Regions from separate parts of the Homo sapiens genome. Here region 2 is linked to region 1. A link is an interaction called in ENCODE POLR2A ChIA-PET data of the cell type or tissue named here. Cell type or tissue: OCI-LY7. All regions are shown on one strand. Each heading gives the region's core, and the rest is flanking DNA. Links, peaks and the distances in the headings are about the cores only.

Region 1 (9,462 bases), core at 1,914-6,913:
TGTTTGGAGTGGACACAGTTCCCCGTGGGGCGGGGTGGGGGAGGGTCACTGTTGGTTGAGTTCAGAAGGCCATATGGAGGAAGGTGTGCTGTGGGATTTAGTCTCTTTGTGCTCCTGCTCAGTCCCATGTGAACCAGACATAACTAAGAGGAGGGATTGACATAGGATGGTGTCAGAGCATGTGCTGTGGGAGATGAGCTGGGACCGTTGGCAAACTCTGGCTAATAAGTGGTAGGGCCAGATTGTAAGCCAGGCTCACCTGGCTCCAAAGCCATTCCCTTCCACAAAACTCCATTGGCTCCTGGCCACCTGTCTCAGATATCTGAGGGCAAAGGAGTGGAATCTGCCCAGAGAAGGTGGCTCCTAGCAGAAAAGGTGGCTGCAGAGCCCTTGGTGTAGAGCACTGGTACCAACACTAACCTCAAGGTGTACTTAGGCTGGTTGTGGTGGGTACAGCACAGTGCCCTTTTTTTCCTAACCTCTGCCTTTGGCTGAAATACCATCTGAAATTGAACTCACCCTTTTTCATGTAGAAGCCTGCAATGTTTCTGGTTCCCAGCACCGCAGAGGACAACAAAGCTCAGAAAAGGAAAGACTTTGTCTGGGGGAGACTCACTGCATACCCAGGTCCCTCTCCCCTCTTGCACTTTGAGGATACAGCAAGTCTCCTGTTATGCATGTGACCCACTTGTTCAGAAGAATAGAGGCAGGGGTCGCTGAGGATTGGGTTTCTGTCCTGGGGCTTCCAGAAGGCCCAGATTTCTGGCAATAACACTTATCTGGAAGCTGTTAACTTTGCCCTAGTTCATTTTATTACATGCATACTTCCCTTTTAAAGATACTTTCAGACGATGGGTGTGGTGGCTGATGAGTTAAAACCTGTCTTAATTATGCACTGAAGCCCGGTTTCGGAGTGTTATTACTTGCTTAATGATAGCAGCTTGCAAAACAGTTTCCATGGCTCTCAGCACAGCTAGGCCTGCATTGCCATACATCTGCTCCTGAAAAGGGTTTGCCATTTGAAAATGCAAGCATTTGGATCTAACAAATGGCGCCCTGACAGAGTTATCCTAGTATTCAATGCCCTTTAAATGTCATTGTCTAGTGATCAGTACCGGTTTGGGTAGCTCTTTCAGCTGCTGGGCTGTCAGCAACCCCTCAAGGGGATCGCAGCCTTTGATACCTGGGGAGTAGCTGCTGGTTTTTAATTGATGTGTTGCCAGGACCAGAATTCCCCAGGCCCTAACATTAGCTCTTCAGAGGAGTTTTTGTATACAACATTCAGAATACTTGTGAAATTTCTGTATTACGTAATCACCATCAATATTTCATGCGTAAGACATTTTCCCTATTTGTGGCAATCGCTACCTTAATAGTAACTCAGGAAAGATGCACAATAAGGCAGGCATTAAGAGCCAGTTCTTATATATGGTAACATTCTCCTTTTCTAACTTTCTAGGCTTCTCAGGGAATGATATATTGCAAATAGTATATTTTTCTAGAATCTAAAGCCTGTACCTCTTGAAGTACAAAATTTGAAGATTTTAAACTTTTGTGATACAGCCTTGGCTTCTTTAAATGTGATATATTTCATGTAATATTTTTATTTTCATGACTTGGGACTGTCAGTACAGGAGACTGTACAATAACGCTGCAGCTTGGTGATACTCGCAAGGCAGTAGAGATACACGGAGTTGGCCTTTTGTCCCCTTCACTAACTGTCCCCAAATAGCTATATTTTTATTCCCCTGGGGCCTTTCACACTCTCTACTTTCATTTCTCCCTGTTGCCTCATGTTCTGTTGCTTCTCATCCATAGCCTTATTTCTCACACAGTAGGAGTAAGAACTTTGACATGGCCCTCCTTTTTTGAGAAGTTAAGCACAGGAGTCCCGCTGCTCAGAGGTCCTCTTTGTTTACTCCAGATTTCTTTGCTGTTTATGGTGGTGGGTGGAGGAAGATGGCGCTCACAGTTTTCCAGGTGTTACTGGAGTTGACATGAAGCAGAGTTGCCACTTGGGAAAACACCTTTTGGCCTGTATGAGGACCTCCCGGGTTATAGACGCCTCATACATATCAGAAGGCGAGGGCCCTTTACTTCTTGGTTTGCTACTGCTCTTATTTCTGCTTTACCAAGCAGCTGGTGGTTGGTAGAGCAACCTAAGCTTTTTCCCTGCAGTCTCAAGGGGGAAATATGACCTGTTTTGCCTTATGTATTACCCCTGAGGTAAGCAGGAGATGCCAACATGATACCACAGCAAAGAATCGACCACTCTGAAGTGAAATCTCTGAATTTCTGAGCACTTCCAAGGATGCTTTGGCAACCCTCATCATGCATGTAATTTCCTGTTTAATGCGATCTTTCACAACAGACTGTGAGCTTCAAGAAATCGGGACTGTGTCTTCTCACTGTAGCCCCAGTGCCGTCAAAGCGCCTAACATATCCTGAGCACTCAGAATAGTTGTTAGATTAAGTTTGAAAGGGCACTTCATTGACTGTCTCATCTGAGCAGCCCTGCGAGCATATTTAACAGACAGATATATCCTTTGGACTAGGTGTTTGAGCTTGAAGAAAGGTTTTTAGGGTGGCAAAATTAGTGCTGTCTCCTGCAAGGCTGATTGAAAAGTCTGCACCACTTTTCTGGTTTTCACCTCTGATTGCAGTCCCATCAGCAAGTGTCTACACTGTGCTCATACCCTTCTAGGTGTTGTGATGGCTGGAAACTCATTGTGAGATGTTGCTCTTGCCAAGAACAAGTGTATACTCCAGAGCAGGAGGCAGCTGCACTCTCATAGGCAAAGTATGATAAATACTCTTAAGTCTTGTGGGATCCAGAGAGGATAGACAATGTAGACCAGAACTAAGACTAGGACCTCCACAGTGGATTCTTAGATATTTGGGTGACACAGACTCTTACCCCTGCCTGTCTTTGGAGGACAGAGTCATTTGTACAGAAATCCCAGGTCATTTTCTTACTTGTTTATACTGAAACTTCTCTACTCTGGTCCTCTCTGTTGAGCTAGCTGCAGGCTTGGCAAAATAGATATTTGGCATCTTCCCATGTTGACTTCTTTTTCTTTTCCTGTCTCATTTTTCCACATTATTGTTTCCCTCTTTCAGCCCCAATATGTCCATTTTCTTCACATGCCCTTCTCCACCTGCCCAGGCCTCAGGCCTCCAGCCTCCCTTCCCCCTACATGCCTGTTGCACATCTGAATATGCACTGCCCAGGCAGGGACCTGCCCAACTTTCCTTCTACTCACTTTTTCCTAAAAACTAACTACCCGTATGGGCCTTCTCTTCTGGGCTTTGCTTTGCATTTTCTAAGATGAGACGAAATTTTGATAATGCATTTATTTGCTTGTCGAACATTTCCCTTTTTTCACATGGTGAAAGTGCCATGATAGGCACCACAGAGAAGGAATGTAATGAGGATCCACCTCTCCAGGAGCTCTAGGCCATCAGGAAAGGCCATCAGCGCTTATCTTTTTCTGAGAGTCTCCTAAGATTTACTTTGAAACTTAAGTTGAGTCCTAGGATTGTAAAAATTTCATGTATATTCATAATTATACACCAAGAGGGGAGAGAGTGGATGATCCTGATACCCTACATGGAGAAGGAACTTACTGTGGGGTGGAAGAAATTTACATCTCTGTTTATCCTGACCTTGAACAACCAGCTCACGGTTGGTGGGAGTAAGACATTGGAAGGTATTGTTCAATACTGTCTTGTCTAGTTCTGAGAATGCCTCAGTCATCTGCAGACAGAGCTATAAATACCAGATTTCTTTTTTTCCCATCTTTTCACAGGTGTTGAAAATATCAGACTTCTTTGGCAGATGGGAGGAGTCTTATAGGACTCAGGAATTGTCATCACTGGTGAAAAGAGATGCTTCCCCTTCTGCAATGAAAGACAGAAGTGAAAGCTGAGCTGTGAGACGTGGTGAGCGACAGGCCAGTGGGAGACAAGGCCTTGGTCTCTGCTGCCAGCAGCAGTGGGCTCTGTTGGTCTCCTCTTTTCACTAGGGGAAGTAGTGAGGGACCATAATTCTCTCTCTCTCTCTCTCTCTCTTTCTTTTTTTTTTTTTTTTTTTGAGATGGAGTCTTGCTCTGTTGCCCAGGCTGGAGTGCAGTGGCACAGTCTCGGCTCACTGCAACCCCCACCTCAAGTGATTCTCCTGCCTCAGCCTCCTAAGTAGCTGGGATTACAGGTGCCTGCCACCACATCTGGCTAATTTTTGGTATTTTTAGTAGAGATGGGGTTTCTCCATGTTGGCCAGGCTGGTCTCAAACTCCTGACCTCAGGTGATCCACCCGCCTCAGCCTCCCAAAGTGCTGGGGTTACAGGCATGGGCCACTGTGCCCCGCCTTTTTTTTTTCTTTTCTTTTATTAGTCACAGCTCACTGCAGCCTCAACCTCCTGGGCTCAAGCGGTCCTCCCACATCAACCTCCTGAGCAGCTGGGACTACAGGCATGTGCCATAATGCCTGGCTAATTTTTTGTAGAGATGGGGTTTCACCATGTTACCAGGCTGGTCTCAAACTCCTGGACTCAAGTGATCTTCCCACCTTGATCTCCCAAAGTGCTGGGATTACAGGCATGAGCCACTGCACCTGGCTTCATAATTCTCTTGAGCAGTGTAGTCATGGGGCATGTTTGGGAATAGTGGGGACCCAGTGTGGAGCTTGAACTTCTAATAACCCAGTGGTGACTGGGTGGAGAATCAGGAATCAAAGACCCGGTCGTATTGCCATTAATTGTTTCCCTGGGTTTGATGGGCACAGAAAACAAAGATTACATAAAGAAGAAAAAAACTATGGTTCTTGCTTTCGGAATCACAGTGTGATGGGGCAGTTAGGATAATTGACACACACATAACGGGAGTGAACAGAGGTGGGGCGATGGGAAAGGAGAGAAATGTTGTATGAGCAGAGTATGGCATTGGCCAACCTCAGTGATCTGAATGGGAAGAGTAATGTTGTGGCCTCCTTGGAAATCCTTTAAAGGGATGGATGGTGTTTGTTCCTCTTTGTGACATCCATGCTCTCAATATTGCTGATGACGCGATAAGGACTGAACACAAGATCTCTCAGATGGCAAGCTCCAGAGGGTACTTAATGCTATAGTCCAGTGTTTGTCAAACTTAAATGTGCACTGGAATCACCTGTACATGAGGGCTTGTTAACACACAGCTTGCTGGGCCTACCCACAGAGCTTCTGATTCAGTGGCTCCAGGGTGGGGCCCAAGAATTTGTATTTCTTTCTTTTTTGAGACAGGGTCTTGCTCTGTCGCCCAGGCTGGAGTGCAGTGGCATGATCTCAGCTCACTGTAACCTCTGCTTCCCAGGCTCAAGTGATCCCTCTCACCTCAGCCTCCCAAGTACCTGGGACTACAGATGTGTGCCACCACACCTGGCTAATTTTTGTGGGTTTTTTGTTTGTTTTTGTTTTGTGTGTGTGTGTGTGTGTGTGTGTGTTTTTGTAGAGACAGGGTTTTGCCATGTTGGCCAGGCTGGTTTCCCAAATCCTGGGCTCAAGAAATGTGCCCACCTCGACCTCTCAAAGTTCTGGGATTACAGGCGGGAGCCACCATGCCCCACCAAGAATTTGCATTTCTAACAAGTCCCCAGGTGATGACGGCCCAAGGACCACTCTTTGGGAACCACTGGTACAGTCATTCAGCAGCCAATAACAGTTTGGAGTAGGGAAGTAAGAGCTGTGCATTTATCATCTTTAATTGACCCATTTGGAGAGTCCATACTGTGTGAGAAGATAAGTAGGGGAAAAAATTTGTAAAAGACGGATTTAGCCCAAGCAGTGGCTCCATGTTCAGTGGTGAGATGGGATGAGAGCATCCCACTTTTCCCCTAGCTGCAGTGGGGACTAAGGGAGATGAACCACATAAACCCGTATTCCTCAAAGGAGAACACTGAGCACCAGAAGCTTTAAAATTATTTATAAAGCTCTAGAGCAGAATTTTTAACACAAAACATGCATTTCTTAGTGTCGCTTTTTCTAAAGACATTTATTATTTTAGTCATCAATGACCACAAGAACTGGTTTTCCATTCAGCCTTGTGATGCTCTCCTGTACATGTTCTGTGCTCTGGTTAAGTAGAAAAGGCCTTCCGTTTTCATGCCTTCCTGCCTTTACTCAAATGGCTCCCCTGCCTGGAATTATCTCCCCTTACCTACCCTATAGCCATTTGAACAATTCTTTACCCCAAAGCTTTGACTGCCTTAAATGCTGGCAGACGTGTTTCTGATGAGGGATGTTTTTCAGTTTTAGAAGCAAAGATGGCTATCTCCAATTATTCACAGGCCCATTAATCACCCTAATAGAACCCCAGGAACACTGAAGGCTTTCTGCAGGTGACAGTATGCAAACAGCCTCTAATCAGCACATAGGCTACCTATCATTTGCTCATTGTTTCTTGTTTCCCTTCTGGGAGCCTCCAAAGGCAAGTGTTGTGACAGAAGAGGAGATGATTCAGTCCAGACCTTATGGGAAAACAGGATATGAAATTCAATACCACCGATGTGAGCAATAAACAGTAAAGACAACCTCTATTTAAATGGCATGAATCTTGATAATTATCTCTTGGAGTATCTAGCCTCTCAATCTGAATGCATCCTCAAGATGTGAAACACATTCTAATATTTTAAGCACTAGTCTCATAAAACGTGCATACTCTAACTGCATGATGTTCTCAGCAATACATTCACTTTTGCCAAGGTTCATGTGTTCAAATGACCGCCTGCATTACAAAGACTGCAAACAAATTTGAAGTAAAAATTCTGAACTCTTAGCTGGTCTCTGCAGTGCAGTGATCAAAATGGTGTCCACCAACGTGACCCCTACTGTCTTCAAGGTGTCACTCATTAGGTCTTCAGCCATTTGAAGGTAGAAGTTTGGGTTTGAGTCACAATGTCACAATGTATTAGCTTTGCAATTGTGGGGAACCAGGCCACCTTTTACTCTACAAATGGATGATAATGGCTAACATCTAACATGTCTTGTTTCCTTTCCAGGGCCGTTGTGGAGATCAACTGAATCATGGATCTCTTTGTAAATGGCAAAGCATAATGGAAATGTTAGTTAATGTTATTATTTTGATCACTCACTTCTTGCTGCCTATTCCAAAGCCAGAGACCTTACTGTTTCACCTGACAAACTGAAAGGTTTTTTTTGTTTGTTTTTGTTTTGTTTTGTTTTGTTTTGGAGACAGGGTCTTGCTCCGTCACCTGGGCTGGAGTGCAGTGGCATGATCTTGGATTCTAATCTCTGCCTCCTGGGCTCAAGCGATCCTCTTGCCTTAGCCTCCAGAGTAGCTGGAACTACAGGTTTGTGCCACCACACCTGAACTAATTTTTGTATTTTATGAGACAGGTTTTCGCCATGTTGCCCAGGCTGGTCTCAAACTCCTGAGCTCAAGTGATCTGCCTGTGTTGGCCTCCCAAAGTATTGGGATTACAGGCATGAGCCACTGCACTCAGCCTGAAAGATATTTCTTATGTTTATTTCAAAAATTACTCAGTTAGTCCTGGATTATAACCCAAGGTGGCTGGGGTTTGGTTGGAAATGGGCACTGGCTTTCGGTTGTGATATTTATTTGAGAGGTGATTAGGACATGGAAAGACTTAGGAAGGACAAATTTGATTCAGGGCACTGACTTTCCCGGTGTGATCCTTAGGCAAGTCTCTTTGTTTATAGAACTGTGGGCTCTTTGGATTGGAGGGACTAGGGCTTTTGGATTAGCAGTGAACTAGTCTAGGATTTCAAGCATTTCAGAAATCCATACCACGGCATCGTGACAAATGTCTTGCTTGGATACCTCTAGAGTTCCATGGGCTCTTCCCCTCAGAAGCTCATTTTATTTTTTGATATTTCCAATTGTTGGAATATCCTTTCAACTTTTGAGCCAAAATTGGCCTGTTTTACTTCCAATTGCCGATGCTCCTTGACTTACAATGGGGATATGTGTTCAACCCATTGCAAGTTGAAAATATCGTAAGTAAAAAATGCACTTAATACAACCAACCTACCTAACATCACAGCCTAGCCTAGCCTACTTTAAACATGCTCAGAACACTTACATGAGCCAACATTTGGGCAAAATCATCTAACACAAAGCCTATTTATAATAATAAAGTGTTGAATATCTCATGTAGTTTATTGACCACTGTACTGAAAGTGAAAAACAGAATGGGTGTATGGGTACTTGACATACAGTTTGAACCAAATGCATATCGCTTTTGCATCATAGTCAAAAATGGTAAGTCGAACCATTGTAAATTGGAACATCTGTGTGGGTCTTCATTCTTACCTCTGAGAGAACACACTGAAGGCTGCTCCCTTCTTGATATGACAGGGCTTTCTGCTGGCATAATACCCAGCTAGCATGCTTCTAACAGGTCTTCTCTTGTTTGAATTAAACATACCCTGGTTTTGTAACTGTGTTTTGTTGATATGGTTTCCAAAACTGCCTCACAATCCTGGTTCCCTCTTCTGAATGAGAAGCATGAATGTTTGTAATGTGGTTGTTGGGGTAATAATAGACAGGCAGGGAGTAACTAGGTCTTTGATGGTCTTGTAATTCAGCAAACTTTCCCCCACCCCCACACCACACCCTTACTGCAGCACACAACTACAAGAATTCAAAAATTCAAACCCAACAGTGACTGTGAACGTCCAGCATTTCAAGCCTTCAGGAAATCAATACAGTGACATCGGGCTACAAGGGCAGCCTGATACTGTCTGATATGCAGGATATATTCACTTGATTTAGTTTCTACTGATCATTGCTTTATTTAAAGTGATAGAATTCTTCCCATTAATTCCATACAAATGTGTACAAATGTTTAAGCAGAGATGGTGCAGGAAGTTGGATGCAGTGATGAAGCACACAGGCAGACAGATCCAAGTTCAAATATGAATTTAAACTTTGGCACTTTACATCTTGGAGTCTCCATTTTCTGACTTGTAAAATGAGGATGATGATTCCTGCCTCATGAAGTTGATGTGAGGACTAAATGCACTATTTTCAAAACAGAGCCTGGATTACAGTAGGTGCTTATGAGTGAACTCTGATGTTCTTTTTTTGTTTTTTGTTTTTTCTTTTGAGGCAGAGTCTTGTTCTGTCACCCAGGCTGGAGTGCAGTGATGCAATTTCAGCTCACTGCAAACTCCACCTCCCGGGTTCAAGTGATTCTCCTGCCTCAGCCTCCCGAGTAGCTGGATTACGGGCGTGCGCCACCACGCCCGGCTAGTTTTTGTATTTTTAGTAGAGATGGGGCTTCACCATGTTGGCCAGACTGGTCTCGGACTCCTGATCGCCCTGGCCTGCCTTGGCCTCCCACAGTGCTGGGATTACAGGCATGAGCCACCGCACCTGGCCAACTCTGATGTTGTTAGCAAATTAACTTACTGTGTTTACCTTCTTCCTTCCAAAGCAATCCAGGT
Region 2 (9,462 bases), core at 1,844-6,843, 87 kb after region 1:
AGACTCTATCTTAAAAAAAAAAAAAAAAAATTGCAATATGGTTACTGCAAAGTTGATCCCTTCAAAGCAAACATGTGCTATTCCCTTTCATTGTTTAAAAACATTAATGACTCCATTTCGATGGTGCTTTGTACTTTCCAAAGTGTTTTTACATGCATCAACAATTTAATCCTTTGAGCAATCCTGCAGGTCAGGTATCATATTCTTTATCTTATACTGAAGAAAATTGAGATTCAGAGCAATCATCAAGCAGCTTATTTTACGTCAGAGAGCCAGTGACAGAGCTGGACATTAACCCTAGATTTTCCAATTTCCAATTTCATTATATTTTTGTAATACTAATTTATAGGTTCAGAAACTATTAGAAATAATTTAGTATATGAACAGTGTACATTATAAACAATTTTAAAGGGTTTATTAAATTACTGTACTTTTGGGTAACAAACATTAAACTCAAATATACATAGATAATCTTATTGGGTTTGGGTTATGTTCTTTATGTTGAACATGCAAATTATTTCAAATTCTGAATGAGTAATGTCTAAATGAGTGTTTTCATATACCTACTTCTGTTCATTGTATGACATTGAACTATATGAAATGGCCAATATTCTCACATTTTTGACTTATAAAAATGACAATTTCATATGGCTCAACATAATACAATTTTACAAACGCAGAAAAGATTAATAAGGCCTTGTAAAGTAGGCTTTATTTATTTATTTATTTATTTATTTATTTATTTATTTTTGAGATGGAGTCTTGCTGTTACCCAGGCTGGAGTGCAGTGGCACGATCTTGGCTCACTGCAACCTCCGCTTCCCGGGTTCAAGCGACTCTCCTGCTTCAGCCTCCTGAGTAGCTGGGATTACAGGTGCCTGCACCATGCCCGGATAATTTTTGTATTTTTAGTAGAGACAGGGTTTCACCATGTTGGCCAGGCTGGTCTCAAACTCCTGACCTCAAGTGATTCGCCTGCCTAGGCCTCCCAAAGTGCTGGGATTACAGGTGTGAGCCACCACGCCCAGCCAAATTAGGCTAAATTTATATAAAGAGAGCATTAAAAAGAATAAACTGAAAAATAAGAGTTTATGTACAAACCCCAGCCCTCAGTCCCACATCCCAGTTGTCTAAGGTAACCTACTATCAAAACAATTTCCTGTGTGTCCTTCCAGGAACTGCCCATGCATATACAATCAAACATGTAGCTATTAAAACATACACACACACACACACACACACACACACAAACACACACACACACACACACACAAATGGGTTCATACTAACAAACTACTTTGCCAATTGCTTTTTTCACTTGATATTTTGGGATATCATTCCTTCCAATTCATGTAGTTCTATTCTTTTTAAAAATTTCTATTAGTCTATTGGAGAATGTACCATAATTTACTATTGAATTTAAAAGAAATTATTGAAGCATGACATCCACATTGTAAAATGAACTAATCTTAAAGTTTATTTTCCATATGCGTATATACATGTTTATGCACACTACCTTCTACATGAGTGTGTATAACTGTGTAACCACCATCCAAATCAAGTATAGAGTAGTTCCAGCATCCCACAAGGCCCTATCAAGCCCTGTCTCAGTCAATAATACTTCCCTAACCCAGTAACCATTGTTCTAATTTTTATCACCATAGATTAGTTTTGCATGTTTTTTTTTTATTATCTAGCCATCCAGAAGCAGTTTTGCATGTTTTTAAACTTCATATAAATGGAATCATACTGCATCCTTTGCGTGTGTGTGTATGTGTGTACCTTGTTTCTTTTGTTCAACGTGGGTTCTCTAGGGTTGAGTTATATTAGCGTGTGTAGTGGTTTGCTCTTTTTATTGCAAACCATTTTTATAGTATTCCCTTACATGAATTAATCCATTCTACTCTTGATGAAAAATTTTTTTTTTATTTTATAAGTTTTAGATATTATAATAAAGCTGCCATGAGCACTTTTACATGTCTTTTGGTGGATATCCATTAATTTTCTTAGGTATGTTCTTACTTGATCTCATTTTGGTTTAAATGTGTTAATATGCCTACAAAGGCAGCCCTTCATAGAGGTAGTATAACACATTCATCACACTAGCAAATAGCAGTAGAAGGCAGATGGGATAAAACACAGAGATTATGAGTGCAATTTTAAGAAAGCTTTTAGTTATAGAAATGTAAAGAAAATGTGGTATAAATAAAAGCAAATGCTCTAGTAAAATGCTATTTATGTAAGCTGGATATTGGCATGCCAGTGGATTCTGATATGAAAAAACTCCCGTAGAATGCTGAATAAAGAAGACATCCTATGAGAGTAGAACCGATGGCTTTTTCAGGCTACAGATATCAACCAGTAACATACTCAACTTATCTCTGTAATTTTGCTTGCATTCTTTCCAGCATATGCTTACTGGCTTATTTGGGGTACAATGTTTACAAACACATATAATATAACACATGCATTCGAAATGGAAAATTAAAGCTATTAATTTATATTATTAATCTAATTTGATACCCTATCACTTTCATATAAGTGATTCCTTAAAAAGGAAAGTTATGTTAGGGAAAAATTCATATGTTTAGTTAATCACATAATTTAACAAAGTCTCAATTAACTGGAATTTTACATTATAATTAATTTGACTCATTGTTAACTAAAGATTAACCAGAAAACTCTATTTCTCACTCATGAACATTTTTAAGTAAGTTATTGTACTTTCACAGTCTCGGTATTTTTGTATAGAAATCCAACATATTCTTTAATGATTTAAGAATGTTTGTGTAGGCCTGGCGCATTGGCTCACACCTGTAATCCCAGCACTTTGGGAGGCCAAGGCTGATGGATCACCTGAGGTCAGGAGTTTGAGACCAACCTCACCAACATGGTGAAACCCCATCTCTGCTAAAAATACAAAAATTAGCTGGGTGTCGTGGCAGGCACCTGTAATCCCAGCTACTTGGGAGGCTGAGGCAGGAGAACTGCTTGAACCCGGGAGGCGGAGGTTGCAGTGAGCCGAGATCAAGTGCCACTGCACTCCAGCCTGGGCAACAGAGTGAAACTCTGTCTCAAAAAAAAAAAAAAAAAGAATGTTTGTGTTATCATTTTAAATATGAATAATTGTTGCCAAAGTGCTGTAGTTGGTCTGGGATGACTCTAGATGTTTCTTTTGAAAATAAATTTCTGTTATGTGTTTTCTTTTTTCTTTTCTTTTCTTTCTTTTTTTTTTTTTAAGACATGGTCTTGCTCTATTGCCCAGTCTGGAGTACAGCCATCATGGTGCCACTCCTGAGTTCAAGGAATCCTCCTGCCTCAGCCTCCTGAGGCACTGGGACTACAGGTACACACCACTACACCTGGCTAATTTTTAAATTTTTTTGAGGAGAGAGGGTCTCACTTTGTTGCCCAGGTTTGTCTTGAAATCCTGGCCTCAAGTAATCTTCCCACCTTGGTCGCCCAAAGTGCTGAGAGGACAGGTGTGAGCCACTGCGCTTGGCCTGCTTTCAGTTTTGTTGCCCTCTGTTCACCACAGAACAGTCAGAGTAACTTTTTTTTTTTTGAGACTGTCTCCCCCTGTTGCCCAGGCTGGAGTACAGTGCCCAGTCTCCGCTCACTGTAACCTCTGCCTCCCAGGTTCAAGCAATTCTCCTGCCTCAACTTCCCAAGTAGGTGGGACTACAGGCGCCCACCACCACGCCCGGCTGATTTTTGTATTTTCAGTGGAGACGGGGTTTTACCATGTTGTCCAGGCTGGTCGGGAACTGCTGACCTCAGGTGATCCACCCACCTTGGCCTCCCAGAGTGCAGGCATTACAGGTGTGAGCCACTGCGTCGGGCCCAGAATAACTAAAACATAATTCAGTGTTATTCTCCTGCTTACAACCCTTACCATTATGCTTGAAAAAAAAAGTCAACTCATTACTATGGCCTGCTAGTCCTAAATGACGTTGCATCTGCTAGCCTCTCCCCCACCATCTGGTGTCATTAAGTTCCAGCTACATGGCCTCCTTTTAATTCTGTGAACATGCCAAGCAAGCCCTTTCTACTTTACCACTTCCCACACGCAGTCTCCTCTGTTTAGGAAACTCCCTACCACCTCACACAATTTACTGCTTCTCAGCATTCTACTCTCCACTTAAATGTAACCTCCTTGCGAAGGCTTTCCCGCCTCACCTAAGAAGCCCACTATCTTCTATTCCCATCTTCTATTTTTTTAAAATATAATTTACCAAAATTATAATTATATGCTTGTTTTATTATCTTCTTTGCTGTGTCAGGAATTGGTTCAACTGCTGAAAAATATACAGTGGCTAAAAATGATAGTTCATTTTTCTCTCATATAAACGAAGTTTAGAGGCAGGTAGATCAAGGTTAGTATGGTAGCTCCATGGTCATAAGAGACCTAGGCTTCTTCCCTCTAGCTATTCCACCAAATTAAGCATATGGCTTCCACCTCACAGTCCAAAATGGTTGCCCCAGTTCCAGCCATCATGCTTGTATTCCATACAGCTGGAGTCAGGAAGGCAAATACAGTTTTTATTCAAAGTAATTGAGATTTTATACACACTGTTAAAAATTGAGGGTTCCTTAGTGAAATTATTGAATCAGGCAAGGATTTTCAATTGATGTTAAAATGACCAGGTAGATGGCTAATGATAAAGGACATTCATAAGGTGCCAAACAAAGCAAAACAAAACCTCTGCACAGATTACTTCTGTCCATGAAAGAACAAAGCTTTACAGTGAAAAAGTCAGGCTGTCATCACCTCAATCCAGGGGTCAGATATTCTGTGTCTCCTGATGTGATGTGATTTGAAGTACACAGTACTACTTGCGACACAATCTTGCCAAAAATGTTCAAATTTGAGTCTAATTGGGCCTTAATTTTGAAATGGGAAAGATTCCCTTGTCCCCCTCTCAGGGCATGCGATAGGAGTGTGGCTCCCCTCTTCAGTGCCCCGCTGCTCAAACCTCTAGGGGAGCACACAGACGCGCAGGCTGTGGGGCTCTGACCCCACGGCAGTGTCTAGGGGTGAATGTTTACAACTGAAGCCCCAGTGGGCGTGTTACGGGTGTTCTTTTAGTTTAGCCATCTGTAGGCGGCTTGTGTTAGTCAGCTCAATTAGACCCCTGCCTTATTGCAAGGACAGAGGGCTTTCTGTATCTCGGGGTTCCTGCCTTGGTGTACCGGAAGAATTGGATCTCATGTGGGTTTGGAGAATGAGTGCAAGGTTTTATTGAGTGGAAGTAGCTCTCAGCAGATGGAGGAGCCAGAAGGCAGATGGTTTTCCGCTGGAAGTCGGGCTGCTTGGCGGCCCGACTCTTCTCTGACAGCCCTGGCCAAACTCTGTTCTGCCGGTCAATGACCTGCCGGCGTGCCAGTGCCTGTCCGTGTGCTCTTGACGTGCTCTTGACGTGCTCTTGATGTCCTCTCGAAATCCAACCGCTTGTGTGTTCCTCCGCCAATGTGCTTCTCTCAACGTCCAGCCGTTTTTGTGTGTTTGCCTTGCTAGGGTCTCGGGTTTTTATAGGCACAGGATGGGGGCGTGGCAGGCCAAGGGGGTCTTGGGAAATGCAACATTTGGGCGCCAAGGCAGGAGTGCCTGTCGTCACCTAGGTCTATGGGCACAGGACCGGGGGTGGAGCCCTCGCCAGGGACCCACCTTTCTCCTCCCAGCACTTCCCTGCCCCTCTTCTGTATCAATTTGTCATAACATAATTTCAGCTTTACAGAAATCACAAGGGGAAGAGAAACAAGCTAACTGGTACCTTGACGAAGCAATCAAACAAGTTGAGAAGTTGGGACATTCTTCTGTAGAAGAATTGTTCCTGTTTCTGTCTCTTTAACATTGCAGTATCATGAATAAAGGGACTGATATATTTCAAAGAGACTGAGGGGACATAACAACCAGATGTGATGTGTGGTCCTCAGTTGGATCCTGGTTTGGATAAACCAGCTGTAAAGGACATTGCGTGGACAACTGGAGAAATTTCAATATGCATGGGTATTCAAATATAATATGCTATTAAGGAATTATTACTACTGTCAGCTGTGATTGTTATTTTGGCTATGTAGGAAAACTTGGTGGCTCACGTCTGTAATCCCAGCACTTTGGGAGGCCATGGTGGGTGGATCACCTGAGGTCAGGAGTTTGAGACCAGCCTGGCCAACATGGTGAAACCCCGTCCCTACTAAAAATACAAATCAGCTGGGTGTGGTGGCGTGCGCCTGTAACCCCAGCTACTTGGGAGGCTGAGGCAGGAAAATTGCTGGAACCCAGGAGGCGGAGGTTGCAGTGAACCGAGATGGTGCCACTGCACTCCAGCCTGGGTGACAGAGTGAGACTCTATCTCAAAAAAAAAAAAAAAAATTCTTATTTTTAAAATATGCATACTAAAATTTAGACGAAGAATGTCATGATGACTGTTATTTACTTAACATTCTTTAGTATTGGAGGTCCACTTCTAAAGAATAGGATAATGGATACTAGGGGCCAACAAGAAGTCTTCTTTATTTTGAGACAGGATTGTGCTCTCTCACACAAGCTGGAGTACAGTGGTATGATCTTGGCTGACCACAGCCTCGACCTCGTAGGCTCAAGTAATCCTCCCACCTCAGCCTCCTGAATAGCTGGGACTACAGGTGCGTGCCACCATGCTAGCTAATTTTTGTATTTTTTGTAGAGATGGTATTTTGCCATGTTACCCAGGCTGGTCTCAAAATCCTGGAATCAAGCGATCCACCTGCCTTGGCCTCCCAACGTGCTGGGATTATAGCTGTGATCCACCGTGGCCAGCCCAAGAAGTCTTTAGCATACTCTGCCACCAGACTGTGAGTTGCATGAGGGCAAGGATTGTGCCTATTTTGCTTCCATAACCAGTGCTTAATACACTGTCCAGCATATAGTAGCACTCCTTGCATATTTGTTAAACGAATGAATATGTGAGGATGATAAAGGAATGTAGAAATTAACCATGAGTTCCACTGACATTGGGAATCCAGCAGACATCTGTCAAGAGATCACTGCACTTAAAAATAGGTATAACTGAAATATGACAACTATATGCTATAATTAGCACTAAAGAGGTATGAAAAACTATGGAACTGCAAAGAAACAAATAAAAGATAGAAAACATTAAAAAGGTAAAATAATGGCAAGATACTATTGTTAACTGTATTGCCCCATGCCCATTCCTTTTAAAGTCCAGGGCATTGAATTAGCTTTTTGTAATAAAAATAGCCAAATATAAAAAGCTAAATTCTGTGTGTTTTTTGGGAGATTGTTAGAAATCCAATCTATTTTTTTCTCCCCTTACTCTCCACCTTATCTCCTTCTCCTACTACTGCTGTGGGAAGATAGCAAGACACCCACTGGCTGACTGCAGTTTCAATCCATTAGCCAGCGACATTCCAGGAGAGTTTCCCCCTTGTTTGCATCATTAATCAAAACGTATTATGGCTGGGGGCAGGGTGGCTCACCCCTGTAATCCCAGCACTTTGGGAGGCCAAGGCAGGAGGATCGCTTGAACCCAGGAGTTAGAGACCAGCTTGGGCAACATGGTGAAACCCCATCTCTCTCTCTCTTTCTCTCTCTCTCTTTTTTGAGACAGAGTCTCACTCCGTTGCCCAGGCTGGAATGCAGTAGTGCAATCTTGGTTCACTGCAACCTCCACCTCCTGGGTTCAAGCGATTCTCCTGCCTCAGCCTCCTGAGTAGCTGGGATTACAGGCACCTGCCATGACACCCAGCTAATTTTTGTATTTTTAGTAGAGACAGGGTTTCACCATGTTGGCCAGGCTGGTCTCGAACTCCTGACCTCAAGCGATACACCCACCTTGGCCTCCCAAAGTGCTGGGATTATAAGCATGAGCCACTGTGCCCGGCCTGAAACCCCATCTCCAGTAAATATACAAAAATTAGCCAGGTGTGGTGGTGCGTACTTGTAGTCCCATCTACTCCGGAGGCTGAGGTGGGAGGATGGCTTGAGCCTGGGGTGTTGAGGCTACAGTGAGCCGTGATCGCACCACTGCACTCCATCCTGGGCAACAGAGTGAGACTGTCTCAAAAATAAAAAAAGTATTAATTAAATTTCTACTATATGTATTAAGTATATTAAAAAAAAAAAACAATTAAGTCTAAATCATAGATTTTGTCCTTGGGATGTCGAGATCAGCACAGGCAAAACAAAAAGTAAAAAGTCCCAACAAATACCTTATTTTTCTGTGGTGCTTTACATTTACAAAGAGCTTTGACAATGAAATTTCACTTATTCCTGAAACAATACCTTGTCATAGGCTGGGTTGAAAAAAAAATGAATTGACTTGCTCAAGGTCATCTCCGTTATTAGAGATAAACCTGGAATTAGAACCCAAGTTTTCTGGCACCATGTTCTCTAGGTATCACACTACCTTCTGAAAGCCAAAACTTAGGCCAGGCATGGTGGCTCATGCCTGTAATCCCAGCACTCTGAGAGGCCGAGGTGGCGACGATCACTTGAGCTCAAGAGTTCAAGACCAACCTGGGCAACACAGTGAGACCCTCCTCTCTATTATTATAATTTAAAAAAAAAATTATCAAAAAAGAAAGCCAAAACTTAAACCAGAATTGCATTTTTGACTGTACAATGTACCAGGAGCAACTAACAGAGCTGCCACGTGACTGAAATAAATCTTGACTGTAGAGATGATTTCTAAAGCTATCTGTCATTTCTTTGATTTTTTTTCCATTTTTCTTAGCATCCTGGAAGCACCACTTTATTTTCCCTCTTCTTTCTGCTTCCAGCAGCTGCAGACCCAATGTAATCACCAAGAGAGAATGAAAACCTCCAACTACCATGAATCAGGCTTAACACAGTAAGAGAACATTTGGGATTCTACTATAAGAATTTCCACTAAAATTTCGTCAACAAAAAGTTCAGAAGCTGTTAAGCATAGACAAGCCTGAAAGTGGCTGGTAGCTGGCATGTACACCATGGAAATTTCGTATGGGTAAAAAAATGAATCTGATTTTGTGTGGTACATTTAACATTATCACCACCTACACATTCAGTTAAAAGCTGTTCATGGCTGAAGAGAAACCCCTGATTCCCTCCTACATCATATCTCAGCCTAGTTTTGGTAAGATCCGTGGGGAGCTTCATCAAGGATGTTTGCATCCTTTACCCAGAACAAACATTCTAGTAGTGCAACACTCATAGAATCTAAAGAATAGAAGATTAATTTAGTAATATTTAATAAGGAAATGATAATAATAATGTAAATTTAAAAATATTCCCTCCAACTTTTCCCTCTCCTTTATCCCTTGTAGATCATGAATCAGTCCCTGAGGCCTCTCCAGTTTTTAAAGTCCCTCAAATAGGTCCTTTATTTCCAGTCCCACCATCCTAGTTTTAGTTCTCTTTAGCTTTGTGATCAAAACCCACTGAACTACTCTATTATTTATTTATTTTATTTTTGA

The links. ChIA-PET counts read pairs that join two places held together with the same protein. Peaks named below come from ENCODE experiments on the same cell type or tissue, not always from the same donor. Only the 100,000 strongest peaks of a DNase experiment are listed, where the experiment ranks them.
Region 2: POLR2A ChIA-PET joins it to region 1 with 7 read pairs; 26 of 35 experiments call an interaction of 5 or more read pairs at or near these places.

The regions. Positions count from the first base shown.
Region 1 is chr2:55,145,550-55,155,011 of GRCh38, reverse strand. No RefSeq gene overlaps it. Among named protein-coding and RNA genes, the nearest start is that of CLHC1, 82 kb to the left of the region's middle. RefSeq lists an enhancer at 4,027-4,076. In OCI-LY7, for the core only: no CTCF peak of the experiment used is centred there; a DNase peak (open chromatin) is centred at 3,961.
Region 2 is chr2:55,057,981-55,067,442 of GRCh38, reverse strand. It overlaps a transcript of RTN4 not described here. Among named protein-coding and RNA genes, the nearest start is that of RTN4, 12 kb to the right of the region's middle. In OCI-LY7, for the core only: a CTCF peak has its summit at 3,592; no DNase peak of the experiment used is centred there.